Regions from separate parts of the Mus musculus genome. Here region 2 is linked to region 1. The links are chromatin contacts, found by Hi-C in ENCODE. All regions are on one chromosome and are shown on one strand. The core of a region is the stretch at or near the end of the contact, and the rest is flanking DNA. Distances in the headings are between cores, read along the strand shown. Region 1 has its middle 34 kb from the start of 4933429K18Rik. Region 2 holds the start of Fgf8 (fibroblast growth factor 8).

Region 1 (4,170 bases), core at 513-3,012:
AAGACTCAATCAGCTGCTGACATCCTATAGGAACTGACAGGGAGAAGCCAGTGAGGAAACTGAGCTGGAGCAGGAAAGGGAGAGAGGGGAGGGGAGGGGAGGGGAGGGGAGGAGCGCAGAGAGACCCCCATCTGTTGCTTAGCAACAGATCCCTGTTTCCTGAAACATTGCGTGATTCACAGTAGCGCCCCCTAAAGGTCAATGGATGAAGAAGATCTCACCTAGAAGATGACAGGCTCAGGTTCAGAGTCTGAGAAACTTAGCCTCATTCCAGAGCCACCAGTTGGCTTTGGCCCATCATCCCAGACTTCCAGAAACAACCACTCTCTCCTTTGGTCTTGATCTGTCTCAAGTATTTCTGTCATTATTTTTCCTTTGGAGACAAAAATCTTGACAAATAACACTGACTGGCCTCTACTGCACAATCCTCCTGCCTCAGCCTCTTGATATTGGGACCAAAGGTGTATACACCATGCCCAAACTACTTAACCTTCCCAAACCCTAACATTTCTCCATCTTGACTTCTTTTTCTTAGATTTGCTTTTATTTTTTATTCATGAGTGCGTGTATATATGCACATGTGTGTGTATATGTATGCACATGTGTGCACATGCGCCTTCAGAAACCAAAAGATGTCAGCTCCCTTGGAGTGGGAGCTACCTGACATGGGTAAGGGAACTGAAGTCCAGTCCTCTGGAAGAACAGTGAGTGCTTTTAACTGCTTAGCCCTCTCTCCATCCCCAAGGTTTGACTTGCTTATATGTAAAATGGGAAAAAATTCATAACAGAATCCATACCTCACAAAGGCTTTGGGGTTAAGTCAAGTAATAAAATAAATAAATCTTTTTTTGTTTTTGGTTTTAGCCCTGGCTGTCCTAAAACTAGCACTATAGACCAGGCTGGCCTAGAACTCAGAGATGTACCTGCCTCAGCCTCCTAAGTGCTGGGACTAAAGGCACACACCACTGCCACTGCCACTGCCACCTCCACCACCACCCAATTGCATGGAAATTTGGAAAGTATTTGACACTAAGAAATTTTTTAAAAGCTGGTGAACTCTTTGCACCAGGAAAGATAAAGCCAAGCGTAATGATCTGTCACCCCAGCCAGATGGGTAAAAGCGCTACATAATGCCCTTCCCCCCACTAGGGTAGAGACAGGCAGGTTTCTGTGACTATCTGGTGGCATATGCCTGCCGTCCCATCTACTTTGAAGGCTGAGGTGGAGGGCAGCTCGAACCCAGGAATTTAGGGTCAGCCTGGGCAACATAGTGAAACTCTTTTTTTTAAGGTTAACTAATTAATCAATTCACTATCAGTTACATCAGCCTTGGTCACAGCCTCTTGTGGAAGAAAGGTGTTGGCTGGTAAGAGGGTGACCCAAGGGACCTCTCAGCATCCCCGCGGAGCTTTCCCCTCCCCAAACCCAATGGCTCAGGCTCCAAGCGGCTTCGGCCCAGGCCGTGCCGCCCGGCTGTCGTCGGCTGTCGGCTTCCAGTTTTCTTCCCATCCCTCCCTCCACACTTCAAACCCTGGGAAAGAAATGAGGAGCAGCGCACAGACCAACAAGGCTTTTCCCGTCATTGTGTTTTCCAGCTAGACCTGAACAGACGATCGGCCCTCTCACCCCGCCCTGCTCCCTTTTTTCTCTCCAGTCCTCTTTGTGGTTTTGTTGTGTGTCTCCCCCACCCCCCACCCCCACCCCACTTCAGTGTCTTCAAGCTCAGGGAAAGGCAGTCACTGGCCAGCAGCATGAAGACAGGAGAAATTGCTGTTCTCCACTTCGAAGCCAATATGACGGCAGCAAGCCCCTGGCACGGCTGTTGTGGACGTTGGCCCCGGGAAGGGCTGAGCAGCCCACGCTCCTTCTCAGAGTCTCCAAGAAACTTCTCTGACCATCAGCACCTCAACACAGGCTGCTCTGGGACAAGTTGTGCAGAAACGTCACCCTCTGACTTTCTCTGGCCAGGAAACTTCTGGAGTCCCCTTGGTCCCCAGGCCAGGGGCTCTCAATCCAAATTTGAGCAAACCCGCCCAGTGAGGCTAGAAGTCAGTGAGGGTGCCGGAGGAATTCACCTTCTCTTGCTTCAAAGCAGCCTAGTGGAATTTTTTTTCCCCCGACCGACTGGCAGGGCTTTCATGGCTACAAACTTCCCTGTCCCCAGGCACTCACTGAAGAAAAGTTTCCTGGTGAGGTTGGCATGTGCGGAGATTTGAGGTGCAGAAGTGAGACAAGTTTAACAAGTAGTTAAATTGAGCCATGAATCAGATTCGTCTAAACAAGTCCTCCCCCACTGCATGCCTGGCAAGTCGGCCTCCTCCCTCCTCTCCACACCAAACAGAGATTCAAAAATAACTTGTATTTATCAAGTGCCCAGTGAATACCAGGAACTGAACCCTGACTCTCCGTTACTTACACAGGGTAATTTTTATCTTCTTAACTATGCGAGGTAGAAATTGTTTTTCTCTCTGAGGCACAGACGAGAAGAGCAATTTTCCCAAAGTCACCCAGTTAATAGGTGGCTGAACATGACTTCTAATGTTACCCTCAACACAGTAACACAGATGAATATCAGAATTGTCACACAGAGTCAAAGGAACTAGGCAGAGACAGCGAGAGGCCACCACACTCCATCTTATATATGTGAAATTATAGACAGTGCCAATTAATCTCCGTGATTAGCTGGGGATGGAGTGAGGAAGGGAGATTTACAAAGAAACGTGCAAACTAATGAAATTGAATACTCAGAGTTGGGGCTGGAGAAATGGCTCAGTGGTGAAGAGCACTGGCTGCTCTTCTGGAGGTCCTGAGTTCAAATCCCAGCAACCATATGGTGGCTCACAACCATGTATAATAGGATCTGATGCCCTCTTCTGTCATTCAGGCATACATGCAGAGCACTCATATACATAAAGTACATTGAAAACATAAAAAAATGAATACTCAAAATTGTGTACAAGGTAGTGTGCACTTCAAATAAATATTAATAAAAGTGAGAACAAAGAATGTTAAAATTGCTGCCCCTGCATGCCTCATCAGGTAAAGAGAGACGCTGTCACTGAGCCTGACAACCTGACATAGACCCAGGAAACCTGTATGGTAGAAACAGAGATCAAATTCTCAATGAAGTGTCATGTGGTATCAGAGAGGGGGCAACACACACACACAGACACACAGAGACATGTACCATGGCACAGGCATTACTCCAGAAACACACACACACACACTATGTGACTGAAAAACAAAATCCCAGCAGGGTATGGCACACGGGCCTTGAGTCCCACACTTGGGTTGGCAGGGTATGGCACACACGCCTTGAGTCTCAGCACTTGGGATGCAGAGGCAAGTGTCTCCTTGTGAGTTCGAGTGCAACCTGGTCTACAAGGCAAGTTCCAGAGTAGCCAAGGATGCATAAATAGTCATTGTTTCAAAAAAAATTAAAGAAATAATAATAAATGAAAAGAAAGCCCTCAATTTGGGGCTGGCACAACGGCTCATCACATAAGTGTACTTGTTAACCGGATGACTTGATTTTGATCCTCCAAACTCACAAGGTGGAAAAAGAGAACCAACTCCCATACTTGTCCTCCGACCTCCACATTCACAACCGTGACACACACAAAACAAAATAAACAAGTAAATAAATGCTGGGAAAAAAGAAAGAAAGAAAAATAACAAAATTCTTAAAGAACGCTAGAATTCCCACCCCCTAGCAATTTCCACGAAGGAAGGCATTTCCTCTGCTCTGTTGGTACCTTGGGTCCACGGGGCCTCAGGCTCAGACTCTCAGGCTCTTGACTCTGGTCCTGGGGAAGAGCTGGCCGTACTGGCTCTTCTCACTGGAAACACCATCAGTCAGCCTGTGGTTCTAGACATTCTTTTGTTCCACTCCCAGGCTTGCCACAGTGCCGGTGTGATGTGAGTGATGATTTACAGCAGTAGTTCTCAGCAGGTTTTTGTGGGGTGCTGAGGATTAAACCCAGGACCTCACAAATGCTAAACATGTGTTCAACCCCTGGGCTCCCCCCAACCCCCAACCCCCAACCCCCAGTGCTCAGCTCTTAGGCCTGGGGCTCTTTTCAGACTTTTGAAAGGTCTGTTGGTATGGGCAATATCCATTAATAGTCACAAAATCAGGGATGAAAACTAGGAACTTTTAAAGACATTTAT
Region 2 (4,170 bases), core at 682-3,181, 47 kb after region 1:
CCTGTACTCAGCAGCCCTGCGGGAAGCCGCCAGCCGACTCAGTCCCCTGGGGTATCCACAGTGGAGCCCGGAGTCTAACTTGCAGGCCGAGTCTCCCTGTGCAATTGACCCTTCTGATCAGTTAGCAGTTCTGTCCCTTTTTCAAACTGGGCGAACTGGGGGATTTCTCTACTTTCTTTTTCCCACTCTCCTTTTGTGGGCCCTGGCGACATATCCTCTTTCAAGAACTCCCCTTAAATTTGGGCCTCTCCTCTGAACCCTCTGCCTCCACCTGCAGCCGGGTAGAGGTGTGTGAAGATTGTAAGGGAGACTCCTGGATTCATTCATTTGCGGAGCAGGGAAGAGAGGGCACCTGTTGGCCTCGTCCTCCCCAGGGTCCCTTCCCCACTATTCTCTCCAGCTGACCCCAAGGCACCTTTTCGTCTTAACTCCTTCCCTTCTCAGGTGGAGAGCCCGCAGGCCTTTCTGGCTGATGCAGCTGGGGCTGGCAAGGGGCGGCGAGGTCCAAGCTACCTCTCCTCTCCAGGGTCCGGGAATGCACCTTACCGAAGGGGTCTCCGTCTTCTGCCATGGCGTTGATGCGCTTGTTGGCCAGGACCTGCACGTGCTTCCCGCTGGTGCGGCTGTAGAGCTGGTAGGTCCGGATGAGGCGGCGGCTGAGCTGATCCGTCACCAGGCTCTGCTCCCTCACATGCTGTGTAAAATTAGGTGAGGACTGAACAGTTACCTTTAGGAAATTGAAAAATACACAGCACGCCATTATAACGCTACTCCGCCCAGGGGCCCCGAGTTGGTCCCCATTGCCCTTGTACCCGCCTCCCGCCGCGCCAGGCAGCCAGCGGGGACTGGGGGCATCCCCACAACATGCCGGCTCAGGCCACCAACCCCCTCGGGGAAGTCGCGCAGACCCAGCCCAGGATGGATGGATGAACCCGGGAATGAGGGAGTCTGGACCCACCTGTTGGGAAACACCCTGGGGCTCCCGGCCAGCTCGGAGCAGGGAAGTGGGCTCCCTGCCCAGCGCAGGCCCCCCGCCCGGGCCTTCCTAGAGGAGCAGGGTGCTTTTAAGTAGCGAGGCAACGCTACCCGACCCGTGACATTTATAAAGACAAATTTACGGAGCAAATGTTGAGAATGCAAAGGGCCTAGGTTAACACGATCGTTGGCCCAAACCGGCCACAGGTCTCCCCAGAGAGCAGCGGCGAGGATATTCGCTGCAACTACATCCCAACTACCCTTGACAAGGAACACCCGCTGACTCCAGCTCCCGCCTTCCTAGGAGGCCAGGTGTGGCTACAGGTAGCCTTCCCATCCACCCGAACTGGCCAGTCGCTGGGCTCAAGACCCTTGGGTTCTAGTCTCTCCACTCACTCGCTGTGTGACTTTAGGCAGGACACTGTCTCTCTGTTCCTTAGATCCCTCCTCGGGGTAGTTTGGGGCTGGATTTGTAAAGTTCTTTCCAGCCCTGCTGCGCTGGCCGAAGGGTCGGTCCTCGTGTCCCTGCCCGAGAGTGTCAGCTGGGTTCCCCGCGCCCGGCCCCCGCTTCTGCGCAGCGCTCCTTACCTGGGCTTGGAGGCAGAGAACCAGCAAGTGCAACAGCCTGTGGGAGACAAAAGCGGGCAGGAAAGAGGCGCGGGGTGAGCGGAGAGGGCTCGGCGGGCGCTGGCCGACGGGGACGCGGGGGCGACCGCGGTACTCACAGGCAGCTCAGCGCGGAGCGGGGGCTGCCCATGGCGCGCGGCCCCGGGAGCACTGAGAGCCCGAGCGGGGTCACGCCGTCCCACTGGAGGCCGCGGGGGGACAAGCCGAAGGTGCGGAGGCTGAGGGAGGTCGGGGTGCGGGAGGCCAGCGGCTATCCCGACGCGGCTCGTGGAATGTCGTGCTCGCCGCGCGCGCCGAACCCCTCTGAGCCGCTGCTGGAGCCGGTGGCCGCTGGCTGCTCAGGAGCCCGAGCAGGCGGGAGGGTAACGGGCCTGTGGGGTGGGTGGGGAGGTGGGAAGGGAGGGGGAGGGCAGGGGCGGGGGGCGCCGCACCGGCCGCGAGGGGGGAGCGCGGGGCGGGCGGCCGGAGCCCGCACCCCCGGCTGGGCGCTGGGGCCGGGTCGCCGCCCGGGGCGGGGGCGGGGCGGCCGGGGGCGGGGCGGCGGGCAGAGCAGGGATTGGGGGGTCTGGCCCAGGGGAGGGGTCTAGGGACCCGCGGGAGGGGCGGGGGCGGCTGGTGTGGGCGCCTCCCACTACCCTTGCCTGTCTCTTCCAGCGTTCCGGGGGCGGGATCGTCCAGGGATTGGGGGGCGTCTGGGACAACATGTTTAGTGGGGTCCCGTACACTTGAGTCCTGCAGGACTGTTGATCTGCTTAGGGTCGGGTCTGCTTATCTCTGGCCTCCTAGAAGGTCTCTGGGTCGCCTAATGTGTGCTGCGGTCGCACGCGCCCCTCTTGGGAGCCTGCAGCTAACAGTGAACTGGGCCCCGGTGCTGAGCGTCCCCTTGGGCGCCACTGGAACCCGGTGCCTTCACCTTTCTAAAAACCCAACCCCGCTGGTTTTCTGTCTCACAGTCTCCAAAGAGGCTCTGGGAGGGAGAAATGCCCCTTGCCACCCCATTATCACCTTCAGCCTTGCTCCTGTCCATCCAACTGCACTAGTCTATAAAGCTTAAGAAAAACCTTGAAGCGTCTATGTGGTAAGAGCTCAGGGGTCTCTGAAGGACCCACAGCCACTGCTTCTGAGCAATTAGCAGGGGCAAAAATAACTACGTTCAGCAACATTCAGGACACGGACCCAAGCTGCCTAGCCTTTCCCCTTCTGAGTTCCAGGTTTTCCTTGAGCAGGTACCTGGTGTCTTGTGTCACTTGGAAGAGGGAGGTGCTGGTGAGAAGGTAGAGACTTCTGTAAGCCTTTTCAAGCCCGTCGCCCCATTGCTTTCTCCATAGGGTTTCTGGGAACCCTGAGCCACTATTTTGTTACCGCAGGCACAGAGATTTCCCAGGCCAGGTATTTTTGAAGACCAGGTGGCTCCGTGGATGTACCACCCAGCTCTGCCTTCATCCACAGCCTCCCCTCTACTGATCCTCTGTGCCTCCGGGGTAGAACTAGGGGTTTGCGGTGGCCCCAGAAAGTCTTTGTAGGCTAAAGAGAGGCAAGCAGGCCCTTGTCAGTCCCCATCCGGTTCGGCCTGCCGCCCCCCTTTTATGCATCCCATCTTGCAAATGCAAACACGGAGTAATATATATATATATATATATATATATATATATATATATATATATGGTTAGGGGAGTCCATCTCAGCCCTTCAAGTGCTGAGCAATATAGAGAAGAACTGGTTCCAAGGAGACAGTCTCAGCCCTCCTCAGAGTAGACTTCCTGAGCTCATAGGTGAGTCTCCTCACAAATTCTGTTCCCCGCTGTTTTGATCCACCCAGACCTGGAGGTGAGGGAGGAATCTGTCTTACAGGCCCAAGGATTGAAGCTCAGGGCAGAGCTGTAGCTCTGCAGGTAGTGTTGGATGGATGGATGGGGGCCACCTGACTGAGCCATTAGACTATCTTCCACCTTTGGTGGCTTCACCTGCCAACCGATGGTAGCTTTTATCTGTCAGTGATTTGGCAGGCAATAGCTCTTTTCAGTCCCACTGGAGAGTGGGCCCATGAAGGGGGAAATGGGGTAGACGGACTCCAGTGTCCAAGGGGTTGACAAAGGCCAACCCCTTGCTTTCTCTGTGTGCTTGCTGAGGGGCCTTTAGAATGACTTGTCTTTTTTTTTTTTTTTTCATTGCTTCAAGCTGACAAAGGTGATATCTGTTTGCTCACAGAATTTACTTCATGTGTGGAGCATATGAGATACTCAGGAGTGTTTATTCTTGAGTGTATCGACGAGTAAATGCCTAAACAGATGGAAAGCGAAGGATGGGCTCCCCTGGAAAAGGAAGGGCCCTCTCTTCACTATGGACACAAGACTTTGAAAATAAGTTTGAGTCACAAGACACAGGTAGGGATCAGGAAGCAGTCTGTCAGTAGATCCTGGGTTTTAGTTCCTCCCAGGTGTGGTGTGTGTGTGTGTGTGTGTGTGTGTGTGTGTGTGTGTAGGGCCGAGCACCTGAGTTGTAACAGGGTTAGGGAGCCTCCAGAGATGAACCTTATTGATTCACCATCTGTGAATCACCTCCCTCACC

The links. A loop is a pair of places that touch in the nucleus more often than their neighbours do.
Region 2: a loop to region 1 is called in a map of gastrocnemius, with 1.8 times the contacts of the local background. The contact joins the promoter of Fgf8 here to the enhancer-like site in region 1. A Hi-C loop is called at or near these places in 3 of 37 maps with a recorded cell type or tissue (T-helper 17 cell, gastrocnemius and v-Abl transformed pro-B cells).

The regions. Positions count from the first base shown.
Region 1 is chr19:45,694,094-45,698,263 of GRCm38, forward strand. No RefSeq gene overlaps it. Among named protein-coding and RNA genes, the nearest start is that of 4933429K18Rik, 34 kb to the right of the region's middle. Within about 2 kb of position 1,763, at least 1 of the 3 ENCODE cell types and tissues checked has a DNase peak (open chromatin) inside an H3K27ac peak, as active enhancers do.
Region 2 is chr19:45,740,953-45,745,122 of GRCm38, forward strand. Fgf8 (fibroblast growth factor 8) reads right to left here and starts at 1,932. Exons shown (of 6, transcript NM_001166361.1): 1 at 1,701-1,932; 2 at 1,564-1,600; 3 at 959-1,045; 4 at 547-727. The coding sequence starts at 1,732. RefSeq lists enhancers at 1-699, 1-277.